2 separate regions of the Homo sapiens genome follow, and region 2 is linked to region 1. A link is an interaction called in ENCODE POLR2A ChIA-PET data of the cell type or tissue named here. Cell type or tissue: MCF 10A. All regions are shown on one strand. Links, peaks and the distances in the headings refer to the core of each region. The heading gives the core; the rest is flanking DNA. Region 1 overlaps CELF1 (CUGBP Elav-like family member 1). Region 2 overlaps CELF1 (CUGBP Elav-like family member 1).

Evidence for each region. ChIA-PET counts read pairs that join two places held together with the same protein. Peaks named below come from ENCODE experiments on the same cell type or tissue, not always from the same donor. Only the 100,000 strongest peaks of a DNase experiment are listed, where the experiment ranks them.
Region 2: POLR2A ChIA-PET joins it to region 1 with 5 read pairs; 8 of 35 experiments call an interaction of 5 or more read pairs at or near these places.

The regions. Positions count from the first base shown.
Region 1 is chr11:47,459,178-47,474,373 of GRCh38, forward strand. It overlaps CELF1 (CUGBP Elav-like family member 1), which reads right to left. Exons shown (of 15, transcript NM_001376376.1): 14 at 13,911-14,054; 15 at 6,760-13,180. The coding sequence ends at 13,053. Among named protein-coding and RNA genes, the nearest start is that of RAPSN, 18 kb to the left of the region's middle. In MCF 10A, for the core only: no CTCF peak of the experiment used is centred there; no DNase peak of the experiment used is centred there.
Region 2 is chr11:47,533,097-47,548,292 of GRCh38, forward strand. All of the region lies in intron 1 of CELF1 (CUGBP Elav-like family member 1), which reads right to left. Among named protein-coding and RNA genes, the nearest start is that of CELF1, 12 kb to the right of the region's middle. RefSeq lists an enhancer at 9,071-9,570. In MCF 10A, for the core only: no CTCF peak of the experiment used is centred there; a DNase peak (open chromatin) is centred at 7,195.

The DNA of each region.
Region 1 (15,196 bases), core at 3,025-11,024:
CATCTCAAAAAAAAAAAAAAAATTCAAACCCTCACCTGATTTTGTAAACAAGTCATTGCTGTCAGGTGTTTCGGGCTCCAGGCACATCCCATTCTAGGGAAGGGCAGGTTAGTGGCACTCTCAGGGCTGAATGGCCACAGGTAGGCTCCCCTCACCTGGGTCCTTCCCTGACCGCCAAGGGGGAACCTCTAACAGCACAGGGCCCTGCTACTGAAACAGGTGCTGGCACCAACTTCAAGTGGCAGGGCCCCTGGTGAGCGGACTCAGAAGTTGTATTAGAATTCCTGTAAAGTCGCTCTGAGGGACTTGGCGGTCATTTGTGTTGGATGGTGACAGAAATGTCTACTGAATACTTACCCGCCAGTGTGTGTGGAATGGTGAGGCCTCCAGTGAGAAATGAAGTATGGCTCCTGTCTTCATGAAGCTCTGTCCCAGAGGTGGAATTTAAACCAGGGCACCCCAGGGTCCACCTTAGTGACCCCTCAAAGGAATATGTTCTACAGGACTACGGGGTCAGGTTGGCCTGCATGAAAACACAACTGTCCTACTTATTAGCCACATGAACAGAAGAACTGCAGCTTCTCTGTGCCTCAGTCTATCTTCCTATGCTACCAGTTGCTGGGAGGACGAATGCAGTGGCTGTGGCTGATTAATAAATGGTGGCTTTGTTTTCTTAAAAGCAGAATAGGTCGGGCGTGGTAGCTCACGCCTGTAATCCCAGCACTTTGGGAGGCTGAGGTGGGCGGATCACCTGAGGTCAGGAGTTCGAGACCAGCCTGGCCAACATGGTAAAACCCCGTCTCTACTAAAAATAGAAAAATTAGTCAGGTGTGATGCCAGGTGCCTGTAGTCCCAGCTACTCGGGAGGCTGAGGCGGGAGAACTGCTTGAACCCAGAGGGCAGAGGCTGCAGTGAGCCGAGATCCTGCCACTGCACTCCAGCCTGGGCAACAGTGAGACTCCATCTCAAAAACAAACAAGCAAACAAACAAAAACAGCAAACTGTCTAGAACAGTCCTGCCACTGCCTGTGATGATGGAAATGTTTTGTATCGGCACTGTCCAATAGGATAGCCACCAGTCACTTGAAATGTGGCTAGTGAAACCGAGGTACTACATTTTTGTTATTTTAAGAGGGAGTTTCGCTCTTGTTGCCCAGGCTGGAGTGCAATGGCATGATCTCAGCTTACCACAACCTTCACTTCCCGGGTTCAAGCAATTCTCCTGCCTCAGCCTCCCGAGTGGCTGAGATTACAGGCATGCACCACCACGCGGGGCTAATTTTGTATCTTTAGTAGAGACGGGGTTTCTCCATGTCGGTCAGGCTGGTCTCAAACTCCCAACCTCAAGTGATCCGCCTGCCTCGTCCTCCCAAAGCGCTGGGATTACAGGCATGGAGAGGTAAGGTGAGCCACTGGCTGGGCCCATATTTAGTTATTTAAACAAAAAAAGCTACAGTGCCTAGTGGGTAACTGTATTGGACAACTGTGAGTCTAGAAGCCTTCCAGATTCAGGCTGAGGCAGATAATATCGGCAACCAGAAAGAGGAGCTGGGAGAGCTGCAGAAACAAGGCTGGATTGGGAGCAGACAAGCTCAGAAGGATGAGGGATGGCAGGAGCAGGTGCCACAAGGCAGTGGGTGCTGCCACTAGCTTTCAAGTAGGAGGAAGAAAGGAGAAAATACCTCAGGATGTTGACTAAGTGAAGGCCAGACACAAAAGGCCACATATCCCATGACTGTATTTTAATGAAATGTCCAGAACCAGTAAAGATACAGACAGAGGTATATTTGTGGTTACTAGGAAATGGGAAAGGGAGTGAGGGAGAGGATGGGGAGTGACTGCTAAATGAGTACAGGGTTCTGAAAATGTTCTAAAATTAGGCTGCATTCATGGTTGCACAACTCTGAAACTCAGTGAATGGTATGCTTTAAGTGGATGAGTTGTGTTGTGTGTGAATTATATCTCAATAAACCTGTTTATTATTTTTTTCTTGAGACAGGGTCTCGGTCTCACTTTGTTCCCTGGGCTGGGACAGTGGCACAATCTCTGCTCACTGCAACCTCCGCCTCCTGGGTTCAAGCAATTCTTGTGCCTCAGCCTCCTGAGTAGCTGGGATTACAGCCATGCGCCACCATGCCTGGTTTATTTTTAGTAGAGAAGGGGTTTCGCTATATTGGCCAGGCTGGTCTTGAACTCCTGGCCTCAAGTGGTCCACCGACCTTGGTCTTTCAAGGTGCTGGAATTACAGGCATGAGCCACCACGTCATGCAATAAAGCCGTTTAAATACAACCCAAATCTCAAGAGGACTCAGATTAGTAAGACCCATCCCCACTAATGGAAAAACCTTGGGTAGAGCAGGCCAAGACCTGGGCCTGGAAAGTGTCGGGGACTGCGGGAAAGCCCTTCCTGGTTGTGTGAGTTCAATTTCCCATCCCAAGGCTGCCTTCAATTTATTTTTGAGATGGGAGTCTCACTCTGTCGCCCAGACTGAAATGCAGCGGAATGATCTTGGCTCACTGCAACCTCCGCCCGCCGGGTTCGAGATTCTCCTGCCGCAGCCTCCCGAGTGGCTGGGATTACAGGTGCCCGCCACTATGCCCAGCTAATTTTTGTATTTTTGGTAGAGACAGGGTTTCACCATGCTAGCACTGCTGGTCTTCAACTCCTGAACTCAACTGATCTGCCTGCCTTGCCCTCCCTAAGTGTTGGGATTACAGGAGTGAGCCACCGCGCCCGACCTGCCTTGAATTTTTAAAAAACAAAAGCCTTCCCTATAGCTGGAGCCTTCAACCAGTACAGAGAAAGTCAATGCATGCAAAAGCAATTAAACACCAGATGGTGGGGGTTGGAAAGGACTCCTGAGAAGGAAGGAAAATGCTTGAAGGCACAAGGTGCAAGGCAAGTCCAGCTCCGATCTCTCCTGAAGGGAAATATTATCAAACATTAGTCTGACATTCCCTGAGGTGCAGGCACAACCTGGTGTTTAATTTCCAGCCTGGTGGCTTTTTCCTCATCAGGGACCGAGCTGCTCAGGTGAGCATAGTATGTGAGCATTAGGGAAGCTGTGTGCTGACCGAGAAAGTCAGTGCGGAGGTGCCTCTGCCAGCCAGATGAACAGGAATGTGGCAAAAAGTAGGTGTTGAGCAAGCTACAGAAGGATGAAGAGGTTTTCAAAGAATACAAAACATTGGCCGGGCGAGGTGGCTCATGTCTGTAATCCCAGCACTTTGGGAGGCCAAGGTGGGTGATCAACTTGAGGCCAGGAGTTTGAGACCAGCCTGGCTAACATGGTGAAACCCTGTCTCTACTAAAAATACAAAAAATTAGTCGAATGTGGTGGCACATGCCTGAAGCTGAGGCAAGGGAGTTGCTTGAGCCTGGGAGGTGGAGGCTGCAGTGAGCAGACTGTGCCACTGCATTCCAGACTGGGTGACAGAGCAAGACTCTGTCTCAAAACAAAAACAAAAACAAAACAAAATCCAACAAAACACTTAATTAAGATACAGCTTTATTGGCCAGGCACGGTGGCTCATGCCTGTAATCCCAGCACTTTGGGAGGCCAAGGCAGGTCAATCACCTGAGGTTGGGAGTTCGAGACCAGACTGATCAACATGGTGAAACCCCATCTCTACTAAAAATACAAAAATTAGCTGGGCATGGTGGTGCGTGCCTGTGGTCCCAGCTACTAGGGAGGCTGAGGCAGGACAATCGCTTGAACCTGAGAGGCAGAGGTTGCAGTGAGCTGAAATCGCACCATTGCACTCCAGAGTGGACAACAAGAGATAAACTGCGTCTCAAAAAAAGATACAGCTTTATTATAATAAATATGCAAAAGCCTAAACTTTTTTAAAAGGCTGAAATAGTACTTGACATATTTCCTTTTTTGGGTCAATTTTATTTATTATTTATTTTGAGATGGAGTCTTGCTCTGTCGCCCAGGCTGGAGTGCAGTGGCGCGATCTCGGCTCACTGCCAGCTCAGGCTCACGCCATTCTCCTGCCTCAGCCTCTGGAGTAGCTGGGACTACAGGCGCCCGCCACCATGCCCAGAGAATTTTTTGTATTTTTAATGGAAACGGGGTTTCACCGTGTTAGCCAGGATGGTCTTGATCTCCTGACCTCGTGATCTGCCTGCCTCGGCCTCCCAAAGTGCTGGGATTACAGGCGTGAGCCACCGTGCCCGGCCTTGGGTCAATTTTAAAGAGAAGCAACAGCCTTTAAGCATTATTTCAATTAAAAGATGCTCAAGTTATACTTAATATTCTATTTTTAGATAAAAGGCCCAGGAAGAGAGTCTGAGGGGGAAGCCTCTGATTCTCTACCCTTGCCCTCCACTACACCAATTTCCCCAAGTGTGAAATGCAGAACTCACTAAGAAGGCACTCCATGGACACTTTATATTAGTAGTTATATGTGTGTGTGTGTGTATTTTTGGAGACAGGGTCTCACTCTGCCACCTATGCTGGAGTGCAGTGGCATGATCACAGCTCACTGCAGCCTGGACCTCCTGGGCTCAAGCAATCTTTCCACCTTTGCTTCTGGAGTAGCTGGGACCCCAGGTGTGTGCCACCATGCCTGATTTTATTTTTTGTTGAGATGGGGTCTCACTCTGTTGCCCAGCCTGGTCTCAATTGATCCTCCCACTTGGCCTCCCAAAGTGTTGGGATTACAGGCGGAGCCACCGAGCCCTGCTAATGTGTATTTTATAATGTAATGATTACAGCATCAAACTTGTAATTTCACAAATATCAGTGGGTCAGAATGAAAAAAGTACATTTCAAGTTGATTTACAAAATTAGGTGGTAATGGGGCTGTGCATGGTGGCTCATGCCTGTAATCCCAGCACTTTGGGAGGCCAAGGCAGGCAGACTGCTTGAGTCCAGAAGTTCAAGACTAGCCTGGGCAACATGGCGACACCTGTCTCTACAAAAAATACAAAAATTAGCTAGGCATGATGGCATGTGCCTGTAAGTCCCAGCTATTCGAAGGCTGAGGTGGGAGGATCACATGAGCCTGGGGAGGCTGAGGCTGTTGTGAGCAATGACTGCACCACTGTATGCCAGCGTCGTTGACAGTGAGACCCTGTCTCAAAAACAAAAAATCAGGTGATGATGATTGCACAAGCATTGTGAATGTGTTTAATGGTAGTAAATTATAAAATTATAGGGAGTATATATTCAGGGCAACTTGAATCTATACTCCAAAGTAAAACAAAATTCTTAAAAATTATACTTAAAAGTGTTTAAAATGGCAAATTTGATTTTGTCACAATAAAAACAAACGACACTGGGTAAACAATGGTTGAGCTGGTCTCAGATCTAGTGACGTGAGAGTATGGAGAGGAGTGCTCTTTAGAAGTTGCCCGTCCCCCACAGGCAGCAGCGCCCTGCAGGAGCCCGCTGACCAACCAGTTACAAGTGAACCTCTCAAACACCAAAATGGCTGCTTTAAGGAGGGCGCAGCTGCAATGAGTCACCTCCCAGGGGAGCCACAAAAGCCATAGGTCCTCTAAGCTCCTCTCACTGGGGCCTAGAGGACAGAGAGCAATCAATCTGTGATGAGACACAGGTTAATTAAAGCACATTTATTGGCTTTTGAATTCTTTCTATTCAGTAGTGGTTAGGAGAAAGGGCTCAGGAGTTGGGCAATGTGGTTTGATTCCCAGTGCACACCACTTTCTAGCAGGCAACCCAATTTCTTTTAACCTGTTTGCTCATCTGTAAAACGAGGATGGGAAAACTAGCTACCTCCTAGGGATGCTATGAAGCCTGGAACATGTAGTGGGTATCATGTGTATCCTGCAGCGCCTGATGGTGGTAAACAATCAACATTAGCTAGGATAATTATTTGCATATAAGTTCTGATTTTTAAACATTTTTAATGAATAAAAATGGGGACGTGAACAAAGGAACACCCAAATGCAGAACTTGGTAGACAAAATCTAAAACCCCCAAGCTGCCACTTGTTTTTGAGAACAAGTGGACAGCAAAAGGGATCCCCAGTCTGGGAGACGCTTGGCTAAATCAAGTCTGAGGCTTCTTTACTGCCTAATTTCAGAGAGAACATTCTTTATTGCAGGGACAACATTCACAAACTTATTTGTGTTAAGAATCCTTATTTCATAGAACATATCATGGTCTAGTACTCAATGCAACCCTCACTGAGAAATGCTACCCAAGACCCACTCCACATAGAGGGACATGTAGGAGAAGGCTGAGGCCTGGTCCATCCAGCACTATTGAGTAGTCCACAGAGCCTTAGAAGCATGCCATTCAGGGGCCTTGTACTGAGGTCAGAGTGAGGGAAGTAGAAGCTTAAGAACTTTGGGCCAGAGCTTTAAAGGTCTGGAGGGAGGAAGACTGCCGGGGCTCTGGGATTTGGTGCTGGCCAGCAGAGTCCTAGGGAGCAGGGACTCTGCGCACTAGGGAAGAGATGTGCACTGGCAGGTCTGGACCAGCTCTGTTTTGTGGCAGCCAAGGAGAACAGGAGATGCTCAAAAATTAGGGTGGGCAAAAAAGTTTTAAGGTGTTTCCGCATAAGTAGAAATCCTGGAGAATACAAAAAGATGGGGAAGGCAGTTTTCTGGGGAGAAATTATGTTTTCCTTCCGGAGCTTTTGGGGGGTTCAGCTGCACATCTTCAGGTACATAAAAATGAAGCCTTATAGGGCACCCACACCCCCTCTTCAGGAACATGGCAACCCCACCTGCTCCAAGGACACATCACCCTCCCCAACAATCAGTAACTCTGAAGACATCAGTTCTTCTCAAACAGTTTAATAGCAAATAAACAAAGGAAGGTACCACACTTGGCAGATACAAAATGACTTTTTGTCCATGTGTCTGTGCAATTAAAACAGATTTAGGTTCCCCATTGGGACAAAAGGAAAAACACACAAAAAAAGGAAGGAGATTCCTTTGAAACACATACTCCCTTGCTCCAAACTTATAACAATTTTTTTTTCTTTTTAAATTCACTACACAAACTCTGTGATTAGGTAAGAAAAGCGACGAGGGCTCTCCTTGCCTTTTTTTAAACCATTAAAGTAAAATCCATAATTTTCTACAGAGTACAACACAAGTTCACACAAAAAAGACATTTTCTTTTGCAAATCAAAACAGGAAAGAAAGGAAAAGCTCAAACAAGATAAAGGAAAAGCATTTCTACGGCTGAATCACGACTGAGTTGATTGAATCCCGTTGTTGCTGCAGAACAGACTGTGCGTTTGGTCATAGTGGCAATTTTTTTTTCTCTTCACATTGTGAAATCACTTTACATTGTTTTCTAGTAGAAAAGGCAAAAAACTGTACAAAACCCCTAGTGTTAAATACAACGTTTGTACCAATAAAAAACTCACACAGGTTTGTCTCCAAAATGTAAAGTTTCTTTTTTTTTTTCTTTTTAAATTATTCACAAAAAGCAGCTGGAAATCAGAAAGGCAGCTGCCGCTCCAGGGTCTCAAATCCATTAAAACCACCACAGAACAATTAAAACAATCAGAGAGAGAAAAGGAAAAGGAAACAACGTCCAACATTTGGCATTTGGTTTTATCCACAGGTTTTCCCAGAGCTCCTCTTGGAATTGAAAGCAAAATATATTGGCAAACACTGCTTCTCAATACACAGGAAGGGGAGCCTCAGTGCCTCCTGCCAACAGAGGCGGCTCTGTGCAGTCAGACTGTGGGGTGCACAGCAGTCTCTCAGGCTGGGGTTTCTGGCCTCTTTCCATCCAATCACCCCTTCCAGGAAATTCAGCAGCCTACCAGACACTGGGCCTCTGCCTGGCTGCCCTTTCCCCCAGGCAGAGCGGCCTTGGGCATAATACCAGGCAACCTGCCAGCCCCAGAGCAGAAACCCTGCTGGGATCCCTTCCTTCATCAACCTTGGTGTGGAGGATGCTCAATAGCGCTTCCACCTCCCCCTCCCCAGCCCCTAGCTACATCTCTCCACCCTTCCCTGGACAGTCCTACTTCCCAGCTCACCCACCCACCAGCAGCTTAAGTCTGGGTGGGATCTATCATCAGCTCCTCCCCCTGTAACCTCTTCCCTCCACAGATCCACCCTGTGCTCCTCTCCTCACCTCTCCCCCTCCACTCACATTCTTACTCAAGTCTCCAAGACCCTGAGGCTGGATGGTGCCACAAGAGAGGAGGGTCAGTTTCCCTCAGGGAACCAAAAAACTGGCTTGCTTGGCACCCAGGGACAGTAGCTGTTTGGCTCTCCACCCAATTAAAAAAACAAATCCCTGCCCTTTCCCCCACCCCACTAGCTAAGCAAGAGCAGAGCTGTGATGAAGAGCCAGTGCCGGGTGGCTGGTGCCCAGGGCTGTAAACAGTGTGAAGACTGTAGTATTGTGCTTGTCACCTAGGAAAAGCGCCAGCAGGTGAATTGCCGCTTGGTGTGCAGATGGCCTCCTACGGGTGATTGGGAGCGCCCTCCTTCCTCCAGGTGCTCACTGCCCCTAATGTGCTAAATAAGCCTCTTACCCACCTGCTGCCACCTTCTAGGCTCTACCTCTGCTTCTCGTGTCTCTCCAGGCCCCCTTCCCACCCTCTCTGAGCAAAGCAGCCAGCCTCCCGGAAGCCCCGGTAAGACCTGGAGGCCACACGAAGTGACAGTCTAAGTGCACAGGCAAACGCTCTAAGGGCAATAGAGGAGAAAGTTGCCACTTCAAAATTAAACAATACAATCTTGAAAAAAATAATCAACCCTACAACAATTTAAAACAGCTTCTTTGAAACCCTTTTAAATCGATCAGTTTTTGCACAAACTATAGAAAACAGAGAGGTGAAGGTGATATATACGAAGGTGTGAAGAAACAGCAGGAAACATGCAAAACTTTTTTCTGGGCATAATCTTAGTAGGAAAGGAAAAAATTCAAAACAAAAACACAAAAACAATACAAAAACAAAAACAACAACAAAAAAATCAAAGCATCACATTTTGCTGTGGAGACTGTTGGAACAAGCATGGGGCTGAGGGGAAGGGGCAGGCGGGATATCCAGGACTCCCCAGAGTCGCTCCAGGGAAGAACCACAAAAGAAAAAGAAAAAGAAAAAGGGCTGGCTGGGGCCCAAAGTGCAGCCTGCGGTCAAAAAGGAAAGGGGGTTCAGGTGCTCTCCGCAGTTGAGAACTCAGAAGAAAAACAAAAGAAAGAACAATACATGCGGTCTCCTCAAGCCCCACAGACTGTATCAGCAAAATGTGCTCAGGAGCCTCAGAGGTTTTAGTGACATCTTTTATTTCATTGTTTACTTCAAAGTTGTCTTTAAAACTAAGCACACAGAGAAACAAAGCCTAGAAACGGACTGGCTGTGTGTTCACAGAAATACAAACACCACGCGGTATGTGCTAGTAGGGCTGCTCTGAAGACAATTACAAAGAATTGGAATCACAAAATCAAGTGGTTATCTTATGAAGTTCTAGAAAAATAGATTTTTTTTATATTCAAATGCAAGTTTAAATATTTCCCCTTCAGCAGTCGTTCTAGCAAAACCAATTTGGCAGCACAAAAGGAAAAAAAAAGGAAAGAAAAAAAGAAAAAAAAACGAAGAAAGAAACAAACATAATAAAAATACACATCAGCATCAAAGGTCAACACAAGGTCAAAGGTGAGAGTTCAAGCATCAGAGAAGCTGAAGAGACAGGGATTTGGACGATGTACTTGACGCCACATCGACATGCTTTAGGCACAACGATGAACAAACGGCAGGAATCTAGAAAAAAAAACAAACCAGAAAGAGGGAGACCCACTGAGTTACACAGAGCAATACATCCAAACAAAGAGAGAGAGAACAGGAACACTCACTGTGTGTACAGCCCTGAAATGAGGTGGGCGGGCAGGGGTTGGGTAATGACAGGGAACTTTTGCACATGCTAACAATGGACACAGGGAAAAGTCAAAAAGGACATGGAGGACACCAAGAACACATCTAATTGCCAGAGACAGAAGGGAACCTAAGGCTTGGATTTTCCATGAAGCACCCAACTCCTAAGAGAAGGTCTCCAGGGGAGCAGAGCCTCAGCCTCTCTCCCCACTCCCTGGTCACAACCCAAGGGGAAGCAGAAGATGCTGGCTGGGGTGGGGAAAATTTTTCAGGGAAGAGGACCAGAATTTCTGCTCAATCTTATGGGGATGGCCCTTTGTTCCCAGAAATCCAAGCTCTTAGCTTCCATCCAGGCCCTGGCCACTCAAGGGGAACCCAGGAGACAGTGGTCTGGCTGCATTCAAGGCAAATCAATTTCATGATGTAACCCAAGTAAGAAACAAAACTACAGCAGAAAACACATTGTAAGTGAAACCTTCACACAACAGAAAAGGATTGCTTAAGACTTGACAGCGAGTCTCCACTCTGAGCTGAGCCCTTTCACACGTGAGACTTGTAGGGGAGCAGCTTCTTCACAAAACCATCTTTGGCCTGGGGAAAGAACTGTGCTCAAGGGCAGTGCTACTGCTGTGCTAACTCACTGGGCAGGGGGAGGAGAGAACAGAGAAGTGCATGGTCTCACCAGCTGGCTGCTCAAGCAGCCCAGGACCCTGCTGGGGCGAGCATTCCTTTTAGAAAAGAAAACCCATCAGCAGGTATGAAGCCCTCAGGGTCTGGTATCAAAGGTGGGTGGATTGCACCTTGGCCTCTTATGTCATTAGGAAAGGGGTTTCATAAGGTCCCAGAGCCCAGGACAAATCCATGGACAAATAATGGTGAGATGGGGGAAGGCGGAGAGAAGAAGGGGATGTGGGAAGGGAGTGGCGTTCTGGCTAAGGAGGAAGACAGAACAGAAGGCTAGGGAGCACAGCACCGGCAGCACCCTATGGAGCACAGCTCTCTCCTCTGCCAATTCACAGCATTAACACCTTCCCCTTGGGCAGGTTAGCTGGGCTGCAAACGGGCCACAGAAAGTCAGTAGTTTCAATCATACACAGCACCCTGTGTGTATAACAATCACATTCTGGATTCTACAAAATCCTGGCCTTTTCCAGAGATATAATTTAGGTAATAAATATTCTCCACCCCGGAGCTGTATAAAACTTCTATAAAAATAGAAACGACATTCTTGGTTCCAGCCGGTTGGGATTCAGAACAGCGCCTCCCCAACCTAGCATTTTTTTCTTTTTTTTTTTTGTTTTCTTTTTTCTTTTTTATTTTTATTTTTTGCATTTATTTAAAAAATCCCATCATGACCCTGGAAGCCTTTAGAACAGTTTTATCCTTTGAAACACAGGACACATTTCTCCCAGTGCGCAGAATTTCAAGTTTACGTGGTTCAGCTTAAGAAGTGTATGTTTCACGTTCCTTAGAGGACAACAGACCCAAGTTATCACTATGAGAAAGGAACAGCTGTCCCAGCTTCAATGGGATAATCCAACACCACCAGCTACCTGTACAACAGTAAGATGGTCAATCCCTGTCTGTTACCCACAGGGACAGCATGACAAGGAGAGAGCCCCCATCTGACTTAATAGCAAACCAACCCCTTTATTCTTATCTCTGCTGCTAGGGGTCAAGACTGGTATTTGTTGAGGTTTCAGATTCCAGAGACCCAGGGATCCCATCCCTGGCTGTGGCTACAGTCACATCTTAACAGGGCCACCTCTGCCCAGGTGTACATTCCCAACAGCATGTCCTTCCTGGTTCTCTACCCCCACAGCACTTCTTAGAGCAGAGGCAGAGCCCAGAAGCTGTGTGGGTCACAGGCAAGAGCTGAAGTAAGACCTGCAAGAGGCGGCAGGGAGCTAACTGTAGCACGAGGACAAAAATGAACACGGTAATACTGAGGTAAATGAACACTCAATTCATGTGGAGGCTGTAAACGTCCTGATGTCACCTCTGCCTCAAGAGCAGAAAATGTGACTGGAGTGGTTACAGGAGGGGCCTGCCAGACCCCTGTGGGAATACTACATCTGGGACACCTCAATCAAGGAGGCAAGGGAGAATTTCTGGCCACTGGCAAATGAAGCATACTGGCTTGCAGGGACCTTCTGATTCAAGTACACCAAGAAATAAGCTCCTCCTCCCCCAACTAGATGGTATTGATCACTCTGCCCACAAATGGTACCCCCTTCAGCAAGAACTGCAAGCCCTTCTTGGATTTGCCTTCATGAGAAAATGGTGGCTTGGGATGGAGGTGACATTCCTTGCTGTGGTGAACTGCAAAGAAGGAAACCAGGCAATGTATTCCATAGAGGCCTTTAAAGAGACCCGTTGGAAATGGGCCATGGTCTAATTTGGTGTTGAAATAAACTAACCTCTTTGGCTGTTTCTCCCAAACTGCCACCAGCCAGGCAAGGCCAATCCAATACTGACTGCTGGCTGGGGGAGCTCGTAATGGGTGATGCCGCCCTGCTTTTTGCATATGTCAGGCTAACAGGTGCTTTATTTCCAGAGAATTGTTAATGCCCTTTTTTGAAAAGAGCAGCAGAAATTCCGGACAAGAATCTGAAAAATAGGTGTCAAAAACTATTTCCCAGAAGGTAGCTGTACAGGAGTTTGAGTCTCCAGCTGCCAGGGCATTAGGTGTCTAGTCACTCCACTCTTCCCCAAAGCCGCTCTGCTCCCCACAGCTCCCAGGTGTCAGTTCTCATTCTACCCACCCTCACACTAAGAGAGGTTCTGGGGGTCACTTTTTTGTTCCACTCAGTCCTCTCTCTTGGGGTGGTTTGGGGCAAATCCTGATCATCGTCTGTGTTAAATGTTTCCCTGTCCCCCTTCCCCAGGGTGGTTTGGTGTTGGTCCTTCTCAACACACACTGGTTACAAACACAGCAAACTTTAAATAAAGGAGAAACAAAAACAAAAACAAAAAAAACCTCAGGATATGGCACCTAAACTCCAAAGTAAAACACTGGAAACCAAAGCACAAACTTGTCCTCTGTACGAAGCGAAACTCCCACAGAAGGCAGTAGCCGAGTCTTCAGGGCAAGCTGTGCCTGCGAGAGTGGCAGGGATCAGGGTCCAGGGCTGTCAACACACAGCCTCAGGGCTTCGAATCATTAAGGGTGCTCCTCCCCCACTTACCAGAAGACCCTCTCACTCCAGTCTCAGAGGGGAGCACGCTCAGTAGGGCTTGCTGTCATTCTTCGAACGTTTGAGCTGCACTTTAAGCCGCTTCATGCCAATCTGAAAGCCGTTCATGGACTGGATGGCAGCTTGGGCCGAAACAGGATTGTCGTAACTTACAAAACCTGTGTGTCCAAGCAGAAACCTAGGTGAGGGACATAATGAGGCAAGGAGATTCTCAGTCCTCCTTATGCAAGATACCTTATGTGCTTCATCTCAAATCCCAATTTTATTCAGCAGGGACAAGAAATCTGGACATTATGTCATACGAAATAAATTAGGTTCTTAATAGTACCACTTAACAGCTACATGGTAATTTAAAGGTTTTTTTCTTTTTCTTGAGACAGGGTCTTGCTCTGTCACCCAGGGTGGAGTACAGTGGTGTGACCATGGTTCACTGCAACCTTGGCCTCCTGGGCTCAGGTGATCCTCTCACCTCAGCCTCAAGTAGCTGGGAACACAGGTACACGCCACCACGTCTGACTAATTTTTTGTAGCCATGAGGTCTCACTCTGTTGCTCAGGCTGGTCTCGAACTCCTAGGCTCAAGCGATCCTCCTGCCTTGGCCTCCCCAAGTACTGGGACTTACAGGCACAAACCTGGACTGTTTAAAGGTTTTTTTGCAAACCATTTTCCATATATTATTTTTCTCTCTGGAGCAACAGTGTGGGTAGAAATCCTTACCTCCACTACAGCAATGAGAAACTGGGGCTCAAAAAGAGGTCATAATGACCTGCCCATGGCCAAGTTAAAACAACACCACAAACTCATATTCAGATCTTTCTGCAGTGAGCTCCTTCTTTCTCAGTGGTAAAATACTAATCCCATCCTGACACCAGAGAGAAGCCAACATACCAAAACACTTGCTCAGGTTTGTCTGCTTGTCTATGAAAACCTTGGCAGACACGACATTCCCAAAGGGCATAAACATCTGCAGCAGGTCCTGATCACCAAACTCCTGGGGCAGGTGGTAGATGAACAGGTTGGCTCCCTCTGGACCTTCAAAATACCCAGGAATTGGAAAAGTATCAGTGTCAAACATGCTCGTCGCCCTGCACCAGTGATCTTTCATTTCCACCTATGTTAAAACTGTCACAATCCCTAAAAACAGAGATTCATCTGGGGAACTAAACAGATTCTCTAAATACAAAGCAAGGAACCAAAGGCAAACATTAAAACAGATTCCTTCCCTCACATTCAGCCAAGCTCCATCTCATTGAGGATGTGAGAAATTCTACCCGCAGGAGGAGGAGTGTTGGGATAATAAAGCAGGCCGACTTGTGTGTGGAGCAGGAAAACAGAGACTGTAGGCTCAGAGAGGAACACAGAAGAGGAGGTGAAAAGGGGTTATAAACAAAACAGGTTTCCAAATAATGCCTAGAAACCACAGGGACAGCAAACAGATTGGTAGTTGCCAGATGCAGGGAATGACTACAAAGGGGCACGAGGGAATTTCTAGGGGTGATGGAAATGTTCCTAATCTGTGGTGATGGTTGCAGGACTAGGACTGTTTGTCAATACTCATATAGCTGTATGCCAAAATCAGTGAGTTTCATCATATGTAAATGGGAAAATAAGAAATTAGTTTTAAAAATGCACCCATGATTAACACTGAGCTTAAAAACAGAATATACATTCTTCATCTGACTATTTACACTCAATGATTTTCTTTTTTTTTCTTTCTTTTTTTTTGAGATAGAGGCTCACTCTGTTGCCCAGGTTGGAGTGCAGTGGCGTGAACTCAGGTCACTGCAACCTCCGCCTCCCGGGTTCAAGCAATTCTCCTGCCTCAGCCTCCCGAGTAGCTGGGATTACAGGCAGGCGCCACCATGCCTGGCGTATTTTTAGTAGCGATGGGGTTTCACCATGTTGGTCAGGCTGGTCTCGAACTCCTGATCTCATGATCTGCCTGCCTTGGCCTCTCAAAGTGCTGGGATTACAGGCGCGAGCCACTGCGCCCAGCCTACTCAATGATTTTCTAACCAAAAAGCTTTATTACAATTGCAGTCCAGCCATTCTCCAGCCACCCTGGCCTCCCTGTTTTTTTCAAACACATCAGGGAACATTGCTGCCTCAGGGCCTCTGTACTTGCTTTTCCTATGCCCCTGTTACTCTTCTTTCTCTAGATTCAGGCATGACTT
Region 2 (15,196 bases), core at 4,178-12,177, 75 kb after region 1:
TTTTTTTTGATGTTCTGGATCTGGCAATTCAGAAAGCTGATCTTATTATTTCAGCAAGCTACCTTCAAGAAATAGTACCATACAGTATACATTTCTGAAGAAATATTAGACCAAGCGCAGTGACTCACGCCTGTAATACCAGCAATTTGGGAAGCTGAGGCGGGGGGATCACTTGAGGTCAGGAATTCAAGACTAGCCTGGCCAACATGGTGAAACCCCATTTCTACTAAAAATACAAAAATTGGCCGGGTATAGTGGCTCATGCCTATAATCCCAGCACTTTGGGAGGCCAAGGCAGGCAGATTGCCTGAGCTCAGGAGTTCACGACCAGCCTGGGCAACATGGTGAAACCCCCTCTCTACTAAAATACAAAAAATTAGCCAGGCATGGCAGTGTATGCCTGTAGTCCCAGCTACTCAGGAGGCTGAGGCAGGAGAACTGCTTAAACTCCGGAAGGCGGAAGTGGCAGTGAGCTGAGATCGCACCACCGCACTCCAGCCTGGGCTACAGAGCGAGACTCCATTTCAAAAAATAAATAAATACATACATACATACATACATAAATTAGCTGAGCATGGTGGCGGGCACTTGCAATCCCAGCTACTTGGGAGGCTAAGGCAGAAGCATCACTTGAACCTAAGAGGCAGGGGTTACAGTGAGCTGAGATTGCTCAAGTGCACTCCAGCCTGGGCAATAGAGCGAGACTCTCCCCCAAAAAAAAAAAAAAAAAAAAAAGGAATATTTATAACTATTTTAGTGACACTCTGTTGCACAATAGTTAAATATATTCAACTCTTAGTTTTTCCCCTCCCTCTTCATAAAAGCAGCTACATCAATATAAACTCAACTGAAGTTTCTATGACCTATGTATGCTGCTATTTCTTTCCAGACCACAACATAAGTTATATTTAGCATTTTTTCTTTCCTTTTTTTTTTTTTTTTTTTTTTGGACATAGAGTTTCACTCTTGTTGCCCAGGCTGAAGTACAGTGACACAATCTCTGCTCACTGCAACCTCCGCCTCCTTAGTTCAAACTACTCTCCTGCCTCAGCCTCCGAAGTAGCTGAGATTACAGGCGCCTGCCACCATGCCCGGCTAATATTTTGTATTTCTAGTAGAGATGGGGTTTCACCACATTGGCCAGGCTGGTCTCGAACTCCTGACCTCAGGTGATCCACCCGCCTTGGCCTCCCAAAGTGCTGGGATTACAGGCATGAGCCACGGCGCCTGGCCATATTTAGTATTTTTTCTATCAAGATTTCAATGTTTTCCAAAGTTCAAGAAATCTCAGCTTCTCTACACAATTATGTTAGAAATATATCAGACACAAAATTATAAAAATAAAGCTGGCCGGGCGCCATGGCTCATGCCTGTAATCCCAGCACTCTGGGAGGCCAAGGCAGACAGATCACAAGGTAAGGAGACCGAGACCATCCTGGCTAACATGGTGAAACCCTGTCTCTACTAAAAACATACAAAAAATTAGCCGGGCGTGGTGGTGGGCAACTGTAGTCCCAGCTACTCGGGAGGCTGAGGCAGGAGAATGGTGTGAACCCAGGAGGTGGAGCTTGCAGTATGCAGAGATCGCACCACTGCACTCCAGCCTAGGCGACAGAGCGAGACTCCATCTCAAAAATAAATAAAATAAAATAAAATAAGCCAAGAGAAGTATAAGTTCAATCTCCAAGTATGCCTCCAAAACTGTAGTGTGTAGATAAATGTGATGTTAAATTACGTTTAGGGAGATGAACTGCCACTCCCAGCTAAATGTGTGTTGTCACTCAGTTCCCTGGAGACCCATTCTGTTAGAAGATATCTTAAGAAAACAGATCATTTACAAGTCTGATCTGTGGATCTGTTTTTTTCAGAAGTGGAACAGTCAGAATTAGAAAAAAAAAAATTTTTTTCCCTAAGTTGGAAGCTTTCTGGAAAAGGGTTAAGTCTTTCCATAGATCTAGCTTAGCCCCAGAGCAAACTTATACCAGACAAATGAACATTAACAAAAACAGCACTTGATTTCACAGTAATAATCTAGAACTTCAGCTACCCTACGCCTGATCCATAATAGTTTGAGCCAGAAAAGTACCTGGCACAAATTTCAAGAGTATCCCTCACACTAATAACTACTGAAACCTAAATATAAATTCCATTTAAATGTGTTGAAAACCAAACTCAGAACCAATTCATACAACAAATTCACAAACCAAAAGAAAAAAAAAATGGTTCTATGGAGATAAGATATACCATTAACTACCGTAGGCAATAGTTATTAAGATACTCCACAAACATATTATGTCTTGGGCTGGGCGAGATGGCTCACACCTGTAATCCCAGCACTTTGGGAGGCCGAGGCAGGCGGATCAGTTGAGTTCAGGAGTTCGAGACCAGCCTGACCAACATGGAGAAACTCCGTCTCTACTAAAAATAGAAAATTAGCCGGGCATGGTGGGGCATGCCTGTAATCCCAGCTACTCAGGAGGCTGAGGCAGGAGAATCGCTTGAACCCGGGGAGGTGGAGGTTGCAGTGAGCCAAGGTTGCACCACTGCACTCCAGCCTGGGCAACAAGAGCGAAACCCCATCTCAAAAAAAAAAAAAAAATAAATCATGTCTTGTTTTGCTATATTTACTCACCTAAGCTTTCCTGTAGCATGCCCACAAGTTTTTTTGTTTTTGTTTTTTTCTTGAGATAGGGTCTTGCTCTGTCGCCCAGGCTGAAGTGCAGTGGTGCAATCTCGGCTCACTGCAATCTCCACCTCCTGGGTTCAAGCGAGCCTCCTGCCTCAGCCTCCCAAGTAGCTGGGATTACAGGCGTGTGCCACCGTGCCCAGCTAATTTTTTCTGTTTTTAGTACAGACAGGGTTTCACTGTGTTAGCCAGGATGGTCTTGATCTCCTGACCTTGTGATCCGCCCGCCTCAGCCTCCCAAGGTGCTGGGATTATAGGCATGAGCCACTGCACCCAGCCCAAGAGTTTGTTTTTAAATAGTTTCTGGCCAGCATGGTGGCTCAAGCCTGCAATCCCAGCACTTTGGGAGGCTGAGGCAGGTGAATCACTTGAGGCCAAGAGTTTGAGACCAGCCTAGCCAACATGGCAAAATCTCATCTCTACTAAAAATAGAAAAATTAGCTGGGCATGGTGCCAACGGCCTGTAGTAGCTCTTCTGGAGACTGAGGCACGAGAATTACTTGAACCCGGGAGGCGGAGGTTGCAGTGAGCCAACATTGCACCACTGTACTCCATCGTGGGCGACAAGGCGAGATTGTCATAAATAAATAGATAGATAGATAGACAGACTGATAGATAGTTTCCCAATGCTATCTATAACCCAAATTAGCTCAGTAAAGAGGTTTGCAAAGCTTTTTAAAAAACTGCATTTGTAGGCCGGGTGTGGTGGCTCATGCCTGTAATCTCAGCACTTTGGGAGGCCAAGGTGAGCAGATTACCTGAGGTCAGGTGGAGTTGGAGGTCAGCCTAGCCAACATGGCGAAAACCCGTCACTACTAAAAAAAATACAAAAATTACCTGGGCGTGGTGGTGCACACCTGTAATCCCAGCTACTCAGAAGGCTGAGGCAGTTACTTGAACCTGGGAAGCGGGGGCTGCAGAGCTGAGAACACACCACTGCACTCCAGCCTGCGTGACAGAGTGAGACTCCATTTCAAAAAATAATAATAAAAAATAAAAATTGCACTTGTAAATGTATGCAGAGACTATTAAACAGAAATAGCACGCAATAAAAACAATGAATATATAATAAACATAATGTCTTTCCATAATTATTTCCCATCAGCTTGAAAGGGGAAGTAGGAAGGACAAGTCCACAGTATAGTTTTGGCACATGAGTTTAATATCAAACAGCCTAGAAACAAAAAGGAGAAAACAGGACATGACAGGAGGCAAACTCTTGGATGCTTTATTCATTTTTACTAGTGGTTTACTATTTCCTTGATTTTATTTGGAAAAGCATGTCTTGGCCCAGAAAGGCAAGAGTGCAGACTGCCAGCAATATCAGATTATCCTTTTCTTATTCTTTGGAGCTACTGAAAACTGAGCCAAAATCAGAGTTGTCTAGGAGCCTTCTGACTGTTCAGGCAATAAAAATTACGAAGTTTCAAGATCAGAGCTCCACAAGGTTTTTACCATACAAATTTTTTTTTTTTTTTTTTTTGGGACAGAGTCTCACTCTGTCGCCCAGGCTAGAGTGCAGTGGCGCCATCTTGGCTCACTGCAGCCTCCACCTCCTGGATTCAAGCAATTCTCCTGCCTCAGCCTCCTGAGTAGCTGAGACTATAGGCACACACCACCACATTCAACAAATTTCTGTTATTTTTAGTAGAGACGGGGTTTCACCATGTTGTCCAGGATGGTCTCGATCTCCTGACCTCGTGATCCACCCGACTCAGTCTCCCAATGTGCTGGGATTACAGGCGTGAGCCACCACACCAGGCCTACAGTACAAACCTTAACCATAATGTCTTTTGATGGAAAGCTGCTTACATTTTTTTTCCAGATAACTCCTTGGAGCTTTTAAAGTACTCCATCTTCAGAAGACAATGACTTAAATTCACAGAATTAAAATGTTAAGTCTTTTTCCTATTACTAATCCTTAATACTGAACTGTTCCAAAACATAAAATTAAAGTGCCATTTGACTAGACATGGAGTAGTCAACAAATAATTACCAGATATCTACTTTATGCAAGGCCCCAGTACTTATGTAACACTATAGACTGTAAAATTTCCTCTATGCACAGCACTGGGTTTAGTACGATACACACAACACATAAAGGCATAATCATTTTGTTTTCTTTTTTTTCTTTTCTTTTTTTTTTTTTAAAGAAAGGTGTTTCACTTTTTCACCCAGGCTGGCTGGAGTACATTGGCACAATGATAGCTTTCTGTAACCTCCTGGGCTCAAGGAGTTGAGTCCTGCCTCAGCCTCCCAAATAGCTAGGACTACAGGTGTGCACCACCATGCCTGGCTAAATAATTTTATTTGTAGAGACAGAGTCCCTGTATTTGCCCAAGCTGGTCTCAAACTCCTGGCCTCAAGCAATCCTCTTGCCTCAGCCTCCTAAAGTGCTGGTAATGCAGGCATGAGCTACCATGCCTGGCCCATAATATTGTTTAGATATATTTGCAATCATCATTTGATCTCTGATATCAAATAATATCTTCTAGCTTTTTCTATCCTACATTATCTATATATGGAAGACAGAATCTTGATGTTGGCTGTGTACCAGGTTGTATATAAATCTCCATTTTGGCTGGGCGTGGTGGCTCACGCCTCTAATCCCAGCACTTTGGGAGGCCCAGGCGGGCAGATCACGAGGTCAGTAGATCAAGACCATCCTGGCCAACACGGTGAAACCCCGTCTCTACTAAAAATACAAAAAATTAGCCAGGCATGGTGGTGGGCACCTGTACTCCCAGCTACTCGGGAGGCTGAGGCAGGAGAATGGCGTGAACCCGGGAGACAGAGCTTGCAGTGAGCCGAGATCGCGCCACTGCACTCCAGCCTGGGCAAAAGAGCAAGACTCCGTCTCAAAAAAAAAAAAAAAAAAAATCTCCATTTCAAAACTAGCTTGTCTCTTTTTAATTCCTGCTCATTAGTATTACAGGGAATGTTTACATTTCTCTGGAATAAAGTCTTTCAACCTAACAAACCAAAATATCACAGGAAAAAAACAAAATCACGTTAGAAGCGCTAAACTGTCTTTCTCAGAGCTTCCCCCTCTCCCTTATTAACATTTCTCAAAGAGAAAAACACCACTGTGATGCTCCTCTCACAGATCATTCATGAAGTTACTGAGCTGGGACCAGAGAGACTCCATCAACTGGGCACACAGCCATTCACCATTACCCTTTGTTTAAAGTCTCAACAGCCATTCAACCCACATTATTGTGTTCCACTCAAGCCCATCAACATTTTTTTAAGAGGAAACAATCAGGAAACTAAAACAAACGCCACTTAACTAGAAATGAAGAAAAGACTGAATCCATATGCCTCACAAACAAAAATTCTCTAAAACTGATGGCTCACTTTAAGTTTCCTATCTGAAATAGCAGTATTATTTTTAACAGGCTCATATTCCTAAAAAAATTAAAAACAAATAATTATAAAAAACTTGTTAAAAAAATAAACTCATAATCTTGATCTGGCAAAGCATTCTAAACACCAAATGCAAATATATATACTGAAGGAGTCAAGACCTCCAGCGGCCTTTTGCCTGGGGCTAAGGAGGGTATGGGGGAAAAAGCACTCTTCCCAACAGCTGGGTGTGGTGGCTCAAGCCTGTAATCCCGGCACTTTGGGAGGCCGATGCGGACAGAACACCTGAGGTCGGGAGTTCGAGACCAGTCACGGCTAACATGGTGAAACCCTGTTTCTACTAAAAATACAAAAAATCAGCCAGGCATGAATGGTGGCACACACCTGTAATCCCAGCTACTCTTCCAAAGAGCCATGATCCCTGACAAGATGATTCTAAATTTCAAATTTTACAAGTGCTGTGCAGAGCTCTGTACTAAGTCTAACTCAAAGTTATTTCGGCTGAAAATAACAGAAAGCTTACATAAAAACTAGAGTTAACTGAAAGGGTACTAGACCACTCCAAGAACTCCAAACAGGCCCACACCTGGAAAGTCTTTAGGCATCCAGATTTTTGCTCTGCATGTGGATGGCTGCCCTCTCTCCAGAGCTGCATTTCTCATCTATGCTTCTTTCCAGATGAAATCTACTTACTTCTCCCTCCCTACGGAATGACCTTCACTGCTTCCACCTGTACGAGCCTGAACTTGGCTGCATACCAGCATCTGATTTTATGTCCTGAGTTCTCTGAATGTAGGTGACTATTTGTATCTTAAAGACTTGAATCTCAGTTCTAATCTCAAATTCCTAGGACAAAGTGATTTGCCCAGCTTGGGCCAGGTGTCCACCTCTGGTGCAATAAGATATTACAAGAGGGGCTAAATCACAAGGTATAATTAGAGTAGGGACTATATGCCTGAACCACTCCCCTAAAGTATATGCAATACACTAAGCAGTAAGGCAGTTTCCATCCTCAAAAAGCTTAAAATCTTGCTGAAATAATAAAATACTAAATCAGGTACAGGAATGAATGGACAGGAAAAGCCTCATGAAAAAGATTAGCTGTGCACTAAATGACAAATACTGAATCATGAGCATGGAGGGGCTGAAGAGCATTCCTAAACACGAAATGTGATGTCTGCTCCTCTTGCTCTAGCCATCTAGGAAATACAGACCTAAGGGATAAATAATCTTTTACCACATAAACAGCTTCCAGTAAAATATCCTTGTTGAAAGCCTGCTATAAAATGACTTTGAACACAAAGCAGTGCTGCTTCATCATGCAGTAATCACCCACTAGCTGACAAATGTCAAACAGTTATGCATTTTCAAGCTGTCATCACCACCCTGACTTCCTTTCACTCCTCGGCCCCCACGAGACTCTTGCTCAGAGAGCACTCAAAATCAGGCAAGCAGGCTGGGCGCGGTGGCTCACGCCTGTAATCCCAGCACTTTGGGGAGGCCGAGGTGGGTGGATCACGAGGTCAGGAGTTCAAGACCACCCTGGCCAAGATGGTGAAACCCCGTCTCTACTAAAAATACAAAAATTACCCGGGCATGGTGGTGGGCACCTGTAATCACAGCTACTTGGGAGGCTGAGGCAGGGAGAATGGCTTGAAACCAGGAGGTGGAGGCTGCAGTGAGCCGAGATCGCGCCACTGGACTCCAGCCTGGGCGACAGAGAGAGACTCCATCTCAAACAACAACAACAACAACAACAAAACAAAAAACAGGCAAGCAGCCAGTAAATGGCACAGGTGTTTCTCACTGAGAATATCCCACCCGATCTAGCATGGTAAGTTAGCAGCAGCAACACCCAGACAGAATTCATCCAGGAAAGAAACACTAGCTGAGCTATGTGACTGCAGTGTGAGGGAAAGCGGCTGGAGCTGAAAAGTAGAATGTTTCCCATACACAAAAGCTAGAAGTACAAAGCAACTGGAAAAAGCGTACAGCAAATTATCTGTACAAAACAGAAATTAACAAAAACTTAACAGATGTCCAAATAATACTGGGTTAAAAAAGACAATCTACTCACAGTAGACTATTAGTCACCTCACATTATCACCAATATCATACATATTCACACAGTCTGCAAGAGCTTACTCAATCTCACAGGAAACAAAAAGGTAAAAGAACAAGGAGAAAGTGGTGACAGTTTCTAACTTAATGATTATTTTGCTAAAGAGTAGCAATGTTACTATGAAAATGGAAACTACTTGGCCAGGTGTGGAGGCTCACACTTGTAATCCCAGCACTTTGGGAGGCCAAGGCGGGTGGATCTCCTGAGGTCAGGAGTTTGAGACCAGCCTGGCCAACATGGTGAAACCCCGTCTCTACTTAAAACACAAAATTAGCTGGGTGTGGTGGCGCATGCCTATAATCCCAGCAACTTGGGAGGCTGAGGCAGGAGAATCGCTTGAACCCAGGAGGCAGAGGTTGCAGCGAGCCAAGATCTCACCACTGTACTCCAGAGCCTGGTGACAGGGCGAGACTGTCAAAGAAAGAAAGAAAGAAAGAAAGAAAGAAAGAAAGAAAGAACGAAAGAAAGAACGAAAGAAAGAAAGAACGAAAGAAAGAACGAAAGAAAGAACGAAAGAAAGAACGAAAGAAAGAAAGAAAGAAAGAAAGAAAGAAAGAAAGAAAGAAAATGGAAACTACTGACCCTTCGAAATTAAAAGTATAACAGTACAAAATTACACAGCCCAGGAATCAAAAAACTTCATTTTGCATAATCCCCAAACTAAAGACATTCCCCCCCAAAACACAGTTTTAATGGAGTTATAACTTAGAAAGAAAGTAAAATTATTCAACTCCATTTTGTCAAAGCTGAATGTAGCTATAAAAAGAAGACCTGGAGGTCATAAAGTTAGTGGAGAGTTCTTTCTAAAGCCGTACTGGGCTGGGCGCGGTGGCGTGCGTCTGTAATTTCAGCACTTCGGGAGGCCGAGGCAGGTGGATCACCTGAGGTCAGGAGTTCGAGACCAGCCTAGCCAACATGGTGAAACCCCATCTCTACTAAAAATACAAAAATTAGCCAGGCATGCTGGCAGGTGCCTATAATCCCAGCTACTCGAGGTTGAGGCAGAAGAATCGCTTCAACCCGGGAGGCGAAGGCTGCAGTGAGCTGAGATCGCACCACTGCACTCCACCCTGGGCAACAAGAGTGAAACTCTGTCTCAAATAAATAAAGCCGTATCTGCACCCATGAACATATCTAAAAGTGGCACATCAAATTTGATTAAGTGAGATCCATTAGGTATCAATGCAATCACTAAAAAAACCTCATCATTCTTGATACTTTCTCCATTTTTTTTTTTTTTTTTTTTTGAGACAGGGTCTCCCTGTTGCCCAGGCTGGAGTGTAGTGGCGTGATCTCAGTTCACTGCAACCTTCACCTCCTGGGTTCAAGCCATTCTTGTGCCTCAGCCACTTGAGGAGCTGGGATTACAGACACGCACCACCACATCTGGCTAAGTCTTGTATTTTCAGTAGAGACAGTGTTTCACCATGTTGGCCAGGCTGGTCTCAAACTTCTGGCCTCACGTGATCCGCGTGTCTTGGCCTCCCAAAGTGCTGGGATTAAAGGCGTGAGCCACCGTGCTCAGCTTTACAACATATCAACAGGGCTGGACTGTGCTCATCTTTAGAAAATATCAACAGGGCTGGGTGCGGCAGCTCACACCTGTAATCCCAACACTTTGGGAGGCCAAGGCAGGAGGATCACTTGAGGACAGGTGTTCAAGACTAGGAGAGATCCCGTCTCTACAAATACTACAAAAATTAGCCAGGTGTAGCAGTGTGCACCTGTAGTCCCAGCTACTCGGAAAGCTGAGGCTGGAGGATCGCTTGAGCCCAAGAGTTCCAGGCTATAATTGCACCACTGCACTCAAGTCTGGGCAACAAAGAGAGATCCTGTCTCTAATGGAAAAGAAGGCCAGCATGGTAGCTCATGCCTGTAATCCCAGCACTTTGGGAGGCCGAGGCAGGAGGATTGCTAGAGACCAGGGGGTCAAGACCAGCCTGGGAAACATAGTGGGACCCCATCTCTACAAAAAATAAAATTAGCCAAGCGTGGTGTTGCGCACCTATAGTCCCGGCTACTTGGGAGGCTGAGGTGGGGAAGAATCACTTGAGGCCTGGGAGGTTGAGGCTACAGTGAGCCACGATAACGCCACTGCACTCCAGCCTGAGTGACACAATGAGACCTTGTCTCGGAAAACAACAGCCCAAAAAAGCCCCAAACTTTACAAATCTGGAACTTAATGAAGTGTAAAATAAACAAATATGTACTCATGGCCTCCACAGCACAGCAGAGGTTAAAAAATAACTATAGAATTCTATAAAGAAACCTCTACTTTAAGAAGATTCTAAGCCAATTCTATGACAAGACCAAAGTTATTTTACAAAGGTCTCATCAAGGAAACTGTCTTCAAGGCAGTCATGATGTTGCCCTCCTGTAATCAATCCCAACTACTCAGGAGGCTGAGACAGGAGGACTGCTTGAGCTCAAGAGTTTGCACCAGTTTGGGCTACATAGCGGACCCGTGGACCCCTGTCCCCACCCCGTCTCTAAAAAAAAAAGAAAGCTGTTTTCGGCAAATAAGGACTCTTGATACAATATAGTTTACAAAGCAAATAGCTAAAACTGATTAAGTCTTAAATCTGCATTACAACTCTAAATATTAGAGCCCTCCTCCCCGCCTCAACTTGTCACTTGAAACTACGAAGAGACCCAAGTGTCCCCTATTACAAATCCAAAATATTCATTTATAATTTTCAGTTTTCTTTGAACACAGAAGCCTCCTAACAGTAGACTCTCAAAGTAGAAATAGTGAATATGAAATCTAGGAAACCATATTACCCAAGTATTCCACAAGGAACAACGTCCTGTTTAGCACAGCATTTCAGACACACAAATCTTATCCCTTAAGCCACAACAGACACAAGAAAATGCAAAACAAAATGCACTCATAAAAGGGAACAAAAGGAACACTGACATAGTAGCTACTGCTCATCTATGTATGGCACTCCTAGGCAGTTCACCTGTGTTATTTATTTCATTTGGCTGAAATGCATTACTGACCCAAGAGACTAGTGGTATGCCCATTTTACACATGGAAAAAGAAACAGCATTATCAATACTGTATCAGGCACTGTTCAGTGCCTAGCATAAGTTACCTCAATTAATCCTCACATTACTATTCTGAGTTGGTATCTCCACTTTAAAGACAGGAAAACAGGGCCAGAAATGTTAACTGGTGGTACCCCAAATCCACTGTCCCAAGCTGTCACAGCTATCCTTACCAGGCTGTGTTTATAAAGCCCATTCAAGTCACATCATTCTTTCAAACCATTTCAAGGATTCCACAATCAAAAAATCAACTCTCAATTACAGAAAGACTTAATTCTCCAGATTTTCATCAAAATTTTCTTATTTCTATTTTATTTGCCTTTTGACCATTTCAGTGTACTGTAATTCTAGTATACGTGTTCTGGTAACTATAGGATTATATTAATAGCAATCAACTTTGGGAGGCTGAGGCGGGCAGTTCACCTGAGGTCAGGAGTTTGAGACCAGCCTGACCAACATGGAGAAACCCCATCTCTACTAAAAATACAAAATTAGCCAGGTATGGTGGCACATGCCTATAATCCCAGCTACTCGGAAGGCTGAGGAAGGAAAATCACTTGAGCCCAGGAGGTGGAGGTTGCAGTGAGCTGAGATGGTGCCACTGCACTCCAGCCTGGGTAACAACAGTGACACTCACTCTCAAAAAAATAAAAATAAAAAAATCAAGAATCAAAGAATAGGCCAGACATGGTGGCTCATGCCTGTAATCACAACACTTTGGGAGGCCCAGACAGGCGGATAACTTGAGATCAGGAGTTCAAGATCAGCCTGGCCAAGCCTGGCCAACATGGCGAAACCCCATCTCTAATAAAAATACAAAAATTAAGACCGGGTGGAGTGGTTCATGCCTGTAATCCCAGCACTTTGGGAAGCCGAGGTGGGCGGATCACCTGAGGTCGGGAATTCGAGACCAGCCTGACCAACATGAAGAAACCCCATCTCTACTAAAAATACAAAAATTAGCCGGGCATGGTGGCGGGCACCTATAATCCCAGCTGCTTGAGAGGCTGAGGCACGAGAATTGCTTGAACCCCTCCCAGCAGAGGTTGCAGTGAGCCGAGATTGAACCACTGTACGCTAGCCTGGGCGACAGAGCGGGACTCTGTCTCAAAAGAACAAATAAATACTGACCTTCATTCAGAACCATAAAGTCTCCAATACTCATTATTAAGAGGTTAATAACAAGAGTTATTAAGAGGTTATTAAGAGGTTAATAAGGAACATATTGTTAATAACAAGGAGCATTAAGAGGTTAATAACAAGGAGTGAATCTGAAGTCTTACAGCATAAAGTTTGCCTAGCTGCCAGAGACCTTATTTCTATTTCTTCTTTTTTTAGTAGAAAAGTTTTACAAAATTTGTAGGAAAATACAATAATTTTTGTATTTTTTGTAGAGATGAGGTCTAGCTATGTTGCCCAGGCTGGTCTCAAGCTCCTGAGCTCAAGCAATCTGCCCGCCTCAGTCTTCCAAAGTGCTGGGATTACAGGCATGCACCACCATGCCCAGCCCCTCTCTCTCATATGTATACGTGTGTGTGTGTGTGTCTGCGTGTGTGTGTGTGTGTGTGTGTGTGTGTGTGTGTGTATATATATATTTTTTTTTTTTTGAGATGGAGTCTCCCACTCTCACCCAGGCTGGAGTGCAGTGGTGCCATCTCAGCTCACTGCAAGCTCCGCCTCCCGGGTTCACGCCATTCTCCTGCCTCAGCCTCCCAAGTAGCTGCGACTACAGGTGCCTGCCACCATGCCCAGCTAATTTTTTGTATTTTTAGTAGAGACGGGGTTTCACCGTGTTAGCCAGGATGGTCTCGATCTCCTGACCTTGTGATCTGCCTGCCTCGGCCTCCCTACATCTTTTTAAGGGAGAAAAATAGGAGAAAGGCCTTTCATGCAATTGACAGATACTCTCAGTATCTTTTTTTTTTTTTTTTTGGGCGGGGGCCGGGGGCGGGGGCGGGGGAGGGAATGGAGTTTTGCTCTTGTAGCCCAGGCTGGAGTGCAGTGGCTTGATCTTGGCTCACTGCAACCTCTGTCTCCCTAGTTCAAGCGATTCTCCTGCCTCAGCCTCCTAAGTAGCTGGGATTACAGGCATGCGCCACCACACCTGGCTAATTGTGTATTTTTGGCAGAGACGGGGTTTCTCAGATGATCCGCCCACCCTGGCCTCCCAAAGTGCTGGGATTACAGGTATGAGCCACCACGCCGGGCCAACTTTCTTCACACTAGAACAAACTGAGAGACCTATGAGTATCTTTGAAATGTTCATACCTGAAAGTATTATTCTAACTAGGCCATTAATGACAGATTTACAAATTTATCTGTGCACAACATAAGATACCTAGAAATTGGTCCACCTAAGAAAGCCATTCATATATTATAGGTATAAAGCAAAGGCAGGAACTTGTCAATTCTTATCCTCTTCATGTGATACTTTTTCAGCACACATTTTTTGAAAACGCTGTGCCAGGCACAGTGGCTCACACCTGTAATTGCAGAACTTTGGGAGGCTGAGGTGGGTGAATCACCTGAGGTCAGGAGTTCAAGACCAGCTTGACCAACCTGGAGAAACCTCCGTCTCTACTAAAAATACAAAAAATTAGCTGGGGGTCATGGCATATGCCTGTAATCCCAGCTATTTGGGAGGCTGAGGCAGGAGAATCACTTGAACCCGGGAGGCAGAGGTTGTGGTGAGCCAAGATCATGCCATTACTTTAGTCTGGGCAACAAAAGCGAAACTCCACCTCAAAAAAAAAAAAAAAAAAAAAAAAAAAAGAAAGAAAGAAAATGCTGTATATTCAAAGATAGGAAAATCTGACTAGATTAGAAATTTAAAATGCTATAAACAGTGATTTGGATTATCGTTATAGACCACTTTATACATGCTGACATATTTGTATTTTCAAGAAGTTTGAATATGTCAGTGGACGTCTCTCTGTGATTGGCAATCCATATGAAGAGCATGAATTGTAATCAATTGAACCTTTATAGAACTCCAAGAGAGGAGAAGATAGCAAAATAAAGGAGACATTCCTGACCTCAAGAAGTAAAGGAACACAGCCATAAAAGGAAATTAGGGCTGGGCACGGTGGTTCATGCCCGTAATCCCAGCACTTTGGGAGGCCGAGGCGGGCAGATCACCTGAGGTCAGGAGTTTGAGACCAGCCTGGCCAAAATGGTGAAACCCCATCTCTACTAAAAATACAAAATTAGCCAGGCTAGGTGGCTCATGCCTGTAGTCCCAGCTACTCAGGAGGCTGAGGCAGCTTGAACCCGGGAGGCGGAGGTTACAGTGAGCCGAGATCGCGCCACTGCACTCCAGTCTAGGCGACAAGAGCGAAACTCCATCTCAAAAAAAAAAAAAAGAAAAAAAAAAGGAAATTAGGTCCTGATACATGCTACAAAATGATGCAGGGACCCTGAAAACAACACGCTAAGTGAAATAAGCCAGACACAAAAAGCCAAGTATTACATGATTCCAGTTACATGAAATATCTAGAATAAGAAAATTCACAGAAACAAAGATAGATTAGAGGCTACCAGAGGCTGGGGGGAGGGGAAAATTGAGAGTTATTGCTTAATGGTTACAGAGGTTCTGTATGCGGTGATGAAAACATTTTGGAAAGATCACAGTGATGATTGCACAACACCTCAATGTAACTAATGTCACTGAATTATACACTTAAAAATGGTTAAAACGGGCCGGGCACGGTGGCTCAAGCCTGTAATCCCAACACTTTGGGAGGCTGAGGCAGGTGGATCACGAGGTCTGGAGTTCAAGACCAGCCTGGCCAAGATGGTGAAACCCCGTCTCTACTAAAAATACAAAAATTAGCCAGGCACAGTGGCAGGAACCTGTAATCCCAGCTACTCGGGAGGCTGAGGTAGGAGAATCGCTTGAACCAGGGCGACAGAGATTGCAGTGAGCCAAGATCGAGTCACTGCACTCTAGGCTGGGTGACAGAGTGAGACTC